Linked DNA regions of Homo sapiens: region 2 is linked to region 1. The links are chromatin contacts, found by Hi-C or POLR2A ChIA-PET in ENCODE. All regions are on one chromosome and are shown on one strand. The core of a region is the stretch at or near the end of the contact, and the rest is flanking DNA. Distances in the headings are between cores, read along the strand shown.

Region 1 (4,179 bases), core at 1,096-3,595:
TTTTTGGTAGACTTACCTTGTATTCCTTCAGTTTTATATTTTTCTGGATGGGACATCCTTTTGGGAGGTTTATTAAATGGTTACAACTTTTTTTTTTTTTTTGAGACAGAGTCTTGCTCTATTGCCCAGGCTGGAGTGCAGTGGTGCAATCTCAGCTCACTGCAACCCCTGCCTCCTGGGTTCAAGTGATTCTCGTGCTTGAGCCTCCTGAGAAGCTGGGATTATAGGTGCCCACCACCATGCCTGGCTAATTTTTGTATTTTTTTAGTAGAGACTTGGTTTCACCATGTTGGTGAGGCTGGTCTCGAACTCCTGACCTCAAGTGATCCACCCGCCTTGGCCTCCCAAAGTGCTGGGATTACAGGTGTTAGCCACCGTGCCTGGCCTAAAGGGTTACAATTTAAACAATAAAGTGGAACCCTCATTATTTGTCAACAGCACCACATCAAACATCACTGGGGGCCAGGAATTCTGCTGATGTTGTTCTCATTGTAGGACTGCCAGCCTATTCACTTTCATCACTGACAGAGAGGCCAAAAGTGGCACCATGCAATGGGCACATGGGAGGATTGCTTTTCAAATGTTTACTTCCACTTTGAGGGAATCCGGGAGAACAAGACCAATTATAGTTTGCCAGTAAGGTAAGAAAATAAATGTAGAAATCCGAGCCAACTGGCACAATATTTCCTCCTATTTCAGTGATATCTTGGTGCTTATTATGGGTTGGCCACCAGACAGGCTTGTCCCTTGATCTAGTTATGCCCTCAGCCTCTGCACTGGCCACCTTTCCTTCCTGGTACCCAGTATCCTGATAGTCTGTCTCCTGCACCCCATGACACAGCTCTCAGTGTCTTCATTCACACTCAGGTACAAGTGTCTGATAATAGCATAAAGAATTCTATCATGCTCAGGGTCAGGTTCCAGCCCCAGCTGAGGGCTGAGGGGAGTGGGTGGATGTAGGGCAGGGAGCTGGAAGAACACTTGAGAGACAGCAGGTAGATGGGAGATGGCTTTATTCAGCAGCTCCTTCACAGAGTCAGTGTTACATTTATGCACCACACAAACAATAGTGCCTGAGAGCCAGGTGATGAGCTTCTCTATGTTATGTCTACATGCTTATGATTATATAAACATGGGACTGTGTGCCTGCACCACAAACCTGCTGGATCATCCAAGCTGTTTACCTGGGCCTATGCCTGCTGCCCTGTGCCTGCTTGGCTGCAGCACAGCCATGTTCCTTACACTACACCCCCTAGGCCGAGGGGATCCTCTTGGTGGGGACCCCTGCATATACAGCAGCACCCTGGACCCACAGGCCACAGCAACAATACAGAGAGCAAAAACCTACCACTAATATTCCTGCTATGCTACCTATGATTATGAGAGCCCAACATAGGCCAGAGCCCAGAGATGCCCACCATCTCTGAAGGGGGTCGTCAGTAAGGTGCTCAATCACCTTAATCTCCTGTGACACCCTTTGTAAAGCTGCTGTTATGTTCCGGTGGTTGTCAGGTATAAATGTACAACGTTGTGTCCCTACAAGGGCACAGGTGCCACCTTGGGTAGCTGTGACTGTGTCTAAAGCCATCTGGTTTTGTAGCACCACCTTCCTGATCTGATCAACTTCATCAGTTAACAAAAGGAGAGCAACTCAGGTGTCATTCAGAGCACGAGCTGTGTGCTCTGCAAAGGCTGTAACCTGCTTTTCTACAGTAATGACTTTTACTCCAGGGATAGTTATTGCTAAGGGATAGAACCACCAGGGGGCCCCCTGCCCTCGCAAAAAGCGGGAATGCAGTGCCTCCTAATAATGCCAGCAACTAGGCAATGGGGGAAACACAGTGGCAGGCACATTGGGCCACCCCAGGTACAACATCTGGTCCAACTGGATGGCAGACATGGCCATCCTGTGTCCCCACAGACCCATAAACTCCCAGGGGGCACGAAGTCCATGGGGGGGGCCCAGCCTTGGTAAGGCTGCTTGTTCCACCACACCCTTGGTGTGGTGACATGTGTTGTGTTTGCACAAACCTCAGTAGGCAGCCATCCCACAGTGACTTTTCCCCGGTGCTGCTCTATGCATTGTGGCACCTGCGATGGGGGCACCACGTGATCTCCTATTAGCCAGCCCCATCCATCATGGACACTATGAGTCAGCCAGGGGGCAGGCTTGCCATGGTTTTGCAACACCCCTGTCCAAAGCCCGCTGTGTTGCATCCCACCCATTGTCCATGGGATCCCAAGTCTCTAGTGATGTTCAGTTCTGCACAGAAGCTGGATGCACGTGACAAGGCAAGCTGTCCGCAGCTGCTGCTGGGAGGGCAGTGCAGATGCAACAGTTGGAGACATTGGTCACCTCAGTGTAGGCGTGGGCCCAATCCACAATGCTGTTGGAGCATGCCAAACTACAGCTGGAACAACAAAGCAGGCACAGGTACTAACAGGGACAAATCACGTCCCTCAGGCAAAATACAGGCCAACTTTTCATCTCTGGATAACAATGTAGCCGTCAAGGGCTTCTGCCCTGGGCTATGATACCACACCTTCTCAGCTCCCCATGGTTCTTTTGGGTCCTGTACCCGTGCCAAAATCAAAGGGGAGCTCATAATAGGCCACACAGACAGTACATATGTCCCCCAGAGAAGGGTCCCTTCCCTGGCTGGTTTCTCGGGAAACATCTTAGACCACACAAAGGAAAGCTCTAGCGTGCATGTGCCAGATAACATTATGAATCACCTTCTTTGACCACTTCCTGACTCCTTAATCTGCCTTGCTGCTAACCTTCCAAAATCCTGTTTTTGATGCCTTTTCTTCCGTTTTCATCTTGGCCCCTCTGGGTTGAGTGCTTGACTCTATTTGGCTTCTGTCGGCAGTAATTCTGACTCTTCTCTCTGGCCAAGCTCCCTCAGGTGAGGACCCTTCCTGCTTTCACTTGACCTCCTAGTTTGGCTTTTTCAGGCCTGGGAGTGGGGTCTGGGCAGTATGTGAAGCCAAGCCAGGATATGCATAGAGAGCCCATGCTAGGGTAATGCATTAAGAATCTGTTTAAAAGACCATTGGCTTATCTCCTGGACAGCTAAACCCACAGTGATATATACTGTTAGAGCCTTCCAACATCCATCTCCCCACCCCTTTGTTTTAACATCAGAGTCACTATATAACTGGGGCAGAGAGTGGAGCAGTGAGGAAGAGAAGGATACTCTGACAGCAAAATTTAAGACTACATTTCTAGGTATGGCCATATGACTTAGTTCCAGCCAATGATATGTAAAGAAGACTCATTAAAAGGGGACCAACAACTAAGGAAGTGTTTTTTTTTCTTCTTCCTCTTTGGAATAAAGGCATGATGGCTGGAGCTGCAGTAGCCATATTGGATCAAGAGGATAGGTACCATGTGCTGAGGACAGTAAAGTATAAAGATAAACTCAGGTTCCTCATAGCTTAATGATGCCACCAAATCTTCTTAGACTATCTTTAGACTTATTTTATGTGAGAGAATAAACCTCTATGGGTTTAAGCCATTGTCACTTTTGGATTTCTGTCATATGTTGTAAAACCTAAGCTAATCATATATACTAACACCTTCTCTTTTCCTACTTTTATCTTGTTGCCACCTTCAAAAAAAGAGAGGAGTATTTTATTAATGATGGCAACCTGTGGTTTTGGATTGCTTTTCTAAGCGGTTGCTGCCACCATTGCTGTTGAAGCAAAAGTGAAGCACATTGTTTTGGTACAGTTGTAATACTCCCTGTGGCCACAGACTCCAAATCTCAGGTACTTAAGACATTGACATCTACTAGAAATATGTAAGTATTAGTCCTTACCTCCACTCTGTACCCGTGGTGGTGTGTCCTGTGTGGAAAATGTGCATACAGTCTTTGCATACAAGTTTCTGAATCACTTTTTCAAAGTCATTGTGAAAACATATGATCTTTAGTGGGATTCCTGGGTGTTAGCTGAGAACGTTCAGCCTATTGTTCAGATTCATACTTCCCTTGGCCCCCAACTTTTTAATATAAAAAATATTCAAAAATATATAAAAGTTGAAAGAATGTTACAATTCATATTCATATCCTCACCACCAAGTGTCAATAGTTGTTAATATTTTGTTATTTCACTTTATCTGTATACCCACACAGATTTAAAGCTAAATCTGTATCTAGAGTGACACTGTTTTTG
Region 2 (4,342 bases), core at 360-2,859, 560 kb after region 1:
CTACAACACATAGCAGTGACCCAGGATATCTTATATGGTTAATATAACGTACAATAAGATACCCAATATGACAACATGGTTCTTAGTAAGAAAGACATTCTATCGAGTGTGTATATACTCTTGTGGATTCCTTATGAATGGCTTCAAAATTATTTGATAGTCATTACTACCTCACAGGGGAAAAAAGCATCAGCTCACTAATACTGGAGAAGAGATACCTGGATAATTGTTCTTCTTCCCAATCTCCTTGCTCTTTCTCGTCTCCTTCATAGATTTGTTTTTTGTTTTTGTTCGTTTTCCTTCTGCCCAAAGTTCTTTTCTCACCATTCTTTTCTTCTCACTCTTCACTCCTGCACTAGGAGGACTAATCTGGTCCTGTAGCTTCTACATTCATAGATGCCAAATCTCTATTTTGAACCAAGATAGTTTCCTGAGCTCCAGACAACTCCTTATTGGACACGCCCATCTTAGCCACATCTCTTAGCCACCTCAAAGTCAAAATTGACAAAACATAACTCCTATTCTTTATGGCTTATCCAAACTTACTAGGTTCTCCATCTCAGCTATTTTTGCTCAGTTGACTCTTCTCTCAATCACCATCTCACAAATATATTATATTTACTCCTTTCCTTTCCCACTGCCACTGACCTTGGTTCAGGTGCTCATCACTGCTCTTCCGGATTAAGACAAAAGGCTACAATGGTCTCCCAGTCTCGGGACAGATCCATTTCCCTCACTGTCTTCCATGAGGAGCTCATCAAAACCTAACTATAGCCACATGTATAGCCTCTGCTTAAAATCCTTCAGATAAAGTAACGCCTCTTCACAACACGGACCCTGACTCGCCCTGAATGAGATGGTTTCTGGGTCAGCTTGAAAAAATGTTTCCAGAATGCATTTGCCAAGGGAAAAGAAGAAAATTTTGCATTTGCAAAATTTTGAGAAAATAAGACAATAATGAAAAACATAAACTGTTTGGAAGACTTTTAGACTTAATACATGCTTTTCCCTCTGCCTTAATCACCCTTCCTCATCTCAATTCGCTCCTCAGTGGTAACTCCTGCAGGTCTTTCAGAATCCAGAGCAGTTGTTCCCACTTCCAGGGGATTCTTTTACGCCCATTCTCTATAGGCTGAGCCTTCTAAGTGTCTCCATCTGACCCTCTGCCACTTTTCCAATGCTCTGTTTGCTTTTTTGTCTCCTTGTGGAAATTCTAATACCCTTGAGGCTTAGGACTACGCCTTCTCTGTCTTTATATATTCAGTACTTAGGGCCTCAAAAAATGTTTGTGGAATGCATGTTTACACGTGAAGCAGGCCTTACCCAATGGAGCCGAGTTCTTGAAGTCACCACATTCAAAAATTATTCTTCTCCTCACATTGAAATATTGCACTGAAATATTATATTCTTGATAGTGACAGTTAATCATTAAACATCCTTCCCCACTGGCAAAACAAAACATGACCACAGGAGAAGGCTCCGTGGAGACCATGCCCACACATTTCAGTGCCTGGGCTAAAATAAGCATGTAAGTGTGTAGGACTGATCATCATATTGCACCAGGAAGCGCGCCCTTCCAGATTTAAAAATATACTTGTTTGGCTTGATTCAGGCTGCTCCTCATTCCAGGCCTGCGTGAGTCATTGGAGAAACATCCTATTAGAGTGCACCCCTACTGATTGGCTTCCTTTGTATGTTCACGGTGACTCAGAAGAGATGACTCACAGTTCACGCTTATGACAAAAAGAACTTGCTCTCCCTTCCTTTTCATTACCCATGTTTTGCAGGCTTTATTGGCACCTTTGAAAAACATCTAAGGGAGCAAGGGAAAGGAAAACACAGGGGGCAGCCTGAGAATTGGCACTACTTATTTTTAACAAGCAACCCTACTTAAAGCACCTTTCATCAGAGCAGCACAGATATACTTTGGAGGCCTAATACATCCAATGCTCACATTATTCCTGGAAGGTCAGTAACTGGATGCTATTGCTCCACCCTGCCAGTTGATGGAAAGGAGGGATGCTCGAAGGACATAAAGATACTTCGCAATGTCCCTCTGCAGGGCTGGCACCCAACGCTGGGCTCTCAGAGCCGCTGTTGATAAAATGGCTGGTTAGATCATCCTCTCTTGGTTATAATACCCAAAGCCTTGGCCAAGGAGAGAGACATTCTCCAAAATAATCAGTGGTCAAGCAGTGAGCATGAAGCAAAGTGAGAGGACAATCCAACCACGACAATCTTCTGGATGCCTCAAGATGCTCATGACCTGTCACTGGCAGAAACTGTTGGGTTCTGTGCCAGTTACAAACAACAGAGGTTAGTTCCTTTCATTCCACTTCAGAAAACATTTCTGAGTACTTATCCACAGAGATGGATCAGGCATAGACTCTGACCAGGAGAGCAACAAGATAAAGTGCAGTGAGTTATACACCACAAAGTAAGGACAGGTCAAGTGTCTGGAGAGTCCAGGGGAAGAGTTGGCTTTATTTTTTAGAGAAACTGGCATTTGAATTGCACCTAAGGATGGGTGGAATCTAAATCATACTTCTACACTTCATCTTAGCCAAAACGCCGAGAAGCGATAAAATCATATTTCTGAATGTGTTTTTCCTTCAGAATAATTTACTAGTCAGGCTCATCTCAAATTCCATTTACATTCAGACTCCACATTCCATAATCGCTGTCTCCTGGAAGCCATTGAAATGCATGCATATACGTCTGCCTGCAAAGGAGACACTTCTGTGTGCAGTTCTGGGTGGGTTTATGGTACCCAAATAAACGGAGCAGGAGGAGCGCAGACGGGCTAAGTCCAAATTGTTCCCCCTTCCAGGGGATCCTTGTGCAGTGAGCTCTGCCTATGCTTTAATAAAAGGGGATAAAAATACTTGCCACCTACTTACCTCCGAGACACACTGCAAGGCTGGATCGTGTTCACGGCAGTGTGAATTTTTCAGGAGATAAGTGATCTATGAAAACAAAGCTTTATTATCATAAATGTTGAGCGAAAATGAAGCAAAACCAATGTCTAGGCCATGTGTTTAGTGTTAAAAAAAAAAAAAATACACCAAACAGACACTGGATTATAACTTTCCAGCAAGCCAGCATTCCAATGTCAAGGCCTGAATGTCCCTTCCCAGGGAGTAGGGCTACAAGGGTCCCGGTACACTGAATATCTGATGAAATGAGGCAAATGCAGTGTTTTGATGACAGATGTTTCTGATAAGAATACAGAATTTGGAAAAGAAATTGCAAGGCAAATCTGTCCCATGATGTGAGATCAGGGACATGAATACTGGAGACTAAGATCATCAGAATTGATCCCTAAAGAACTGCGAAGAGATGTGGAGGAAACTAAGAGAAAGACTATTCATTGCCCGAGGCAGAAGGGAGTGGGTGGTTCAGAATCTTCAGGGGTGCGGAATAAAGACAACAGAAGATAAAGGGAGGAAGCGAACAGTTAGCTAGTAACTCTCTCAATTAGGTTTAAGATAAGAGAGACAGTGCTGTGCCAAAAAAAAATTAGAGCATTAGTGGACTTACTTACATTGTATTCCCATGTACAAATCAGATATACGTTTAGGAGATGAATTACTTCTAATTCCTCACAACTTCACACAGTTGAGAGATCAGAGGGAAAAAAATGTGTAATAACATGAGTTAAATTGTGACCTTCCACCCTCAAATTCCTATGTTGAAGTCCTAACCCCAGTACCTCAGAATGTGACTGTGTCTGGAGAAATGGTCTCTAAAGAGTGAAGTTAAAATGACAACAGGGTGGGCTCTAATCCAATAGGACTGGTGCCCTTATAAGAAGAGGATATTACAATACAGACATGAACAGAGGGAGGCCCATTTGAAGACACACGAGAATATGGTCATCTACAAGCCAAGGAGACAGGCCCCAGGAACAAACCAATGCCTTGATCTCAGACTCTGGCCTCTGTAATCATGATTTTTTTAAAAAATTATGTTGTTTAAACCACTCAGTCTGTGGTACAGTTGACCTATGAACAACATGGAAGTTAGGGGAACCAACCCTTTGCACAGTCAAAAATCTATGTGTAACTTTTGACTCCCCCAAAACTTTACTAATATCCTACTGTTGGCTAGATGCCTATCAGATAGCAAAAACAGTTGATTAATACATATTTTGCATGTTATATGTATTATATATTGTATTATTACAATAAAGTAAACCAGATAAAAGCCTTACTGGTCCTTATGACTCCCTGATCTAGAAGCTGAATTAGGGATGTTGTTTGGGGGCAAGTAGACTGTTTCAGTTTCTTTGATTTTGAACTTATGGGGTTCTGGGTGGCAGGGGCATTGTCCAATATGGAAA

The links. Hi-C counts contacts between places; a loop is a spot of excess contacts on that map. ChIA-PET counts read pairs that join two places held with the same protein, here RNA polymerase II (POLR2A). Pooled maps may share reads with other maps.
Region 2: a loop to region 1 is called in a map of Calu3, with 4 times the contacts of the local background. The contact joins two enhancer-like sites. A Hi-C loop is called at or near these places in 1 of 168 maps with a recorded cell type or tissue (Calu3) and 3 of 50 pooled maps. POLR2A ChIA-PET finds 5 or more read pairs at or near these places in 1 of 52 experiments (H1).

What each region holds. Positions count from the first base shown.
Region 1 is chr7:36,471,791-36,475,969 of GRCh38, forward strand. No RefSeq gene overlaps it. Among named protein-coding and RNA genes, the nearest start is that of ANLN, 84 kb to the left of the region's middle. Within about 2 kb of position 2,346, at least 2 of the 41 ENCODE cell types and tissues checked have a DNase peak (open chromatin) inside an H3K27ac peak, as active enhancers do.
Region 2 is chr7:37,030,447-37,034,788 of GRCh38, forward strand. All of the region lies in intron 15 of ELMO1 (engulfment and cell motility 1), which reads right to left. Among named protein-coding and RNA genes, the nearest start is that of ELMO1-AS1, 35 kb to the left of the region's middle. RefSeq lists enhancers at 1,248-2,447, 1,282-1,951. Within about 2 kb of position 1,610, at least 17 of the 41 ENCODE cell types and tissues checked have a DNase peak (open chromatin) inside an H3K27ac peak, as active enhancers do.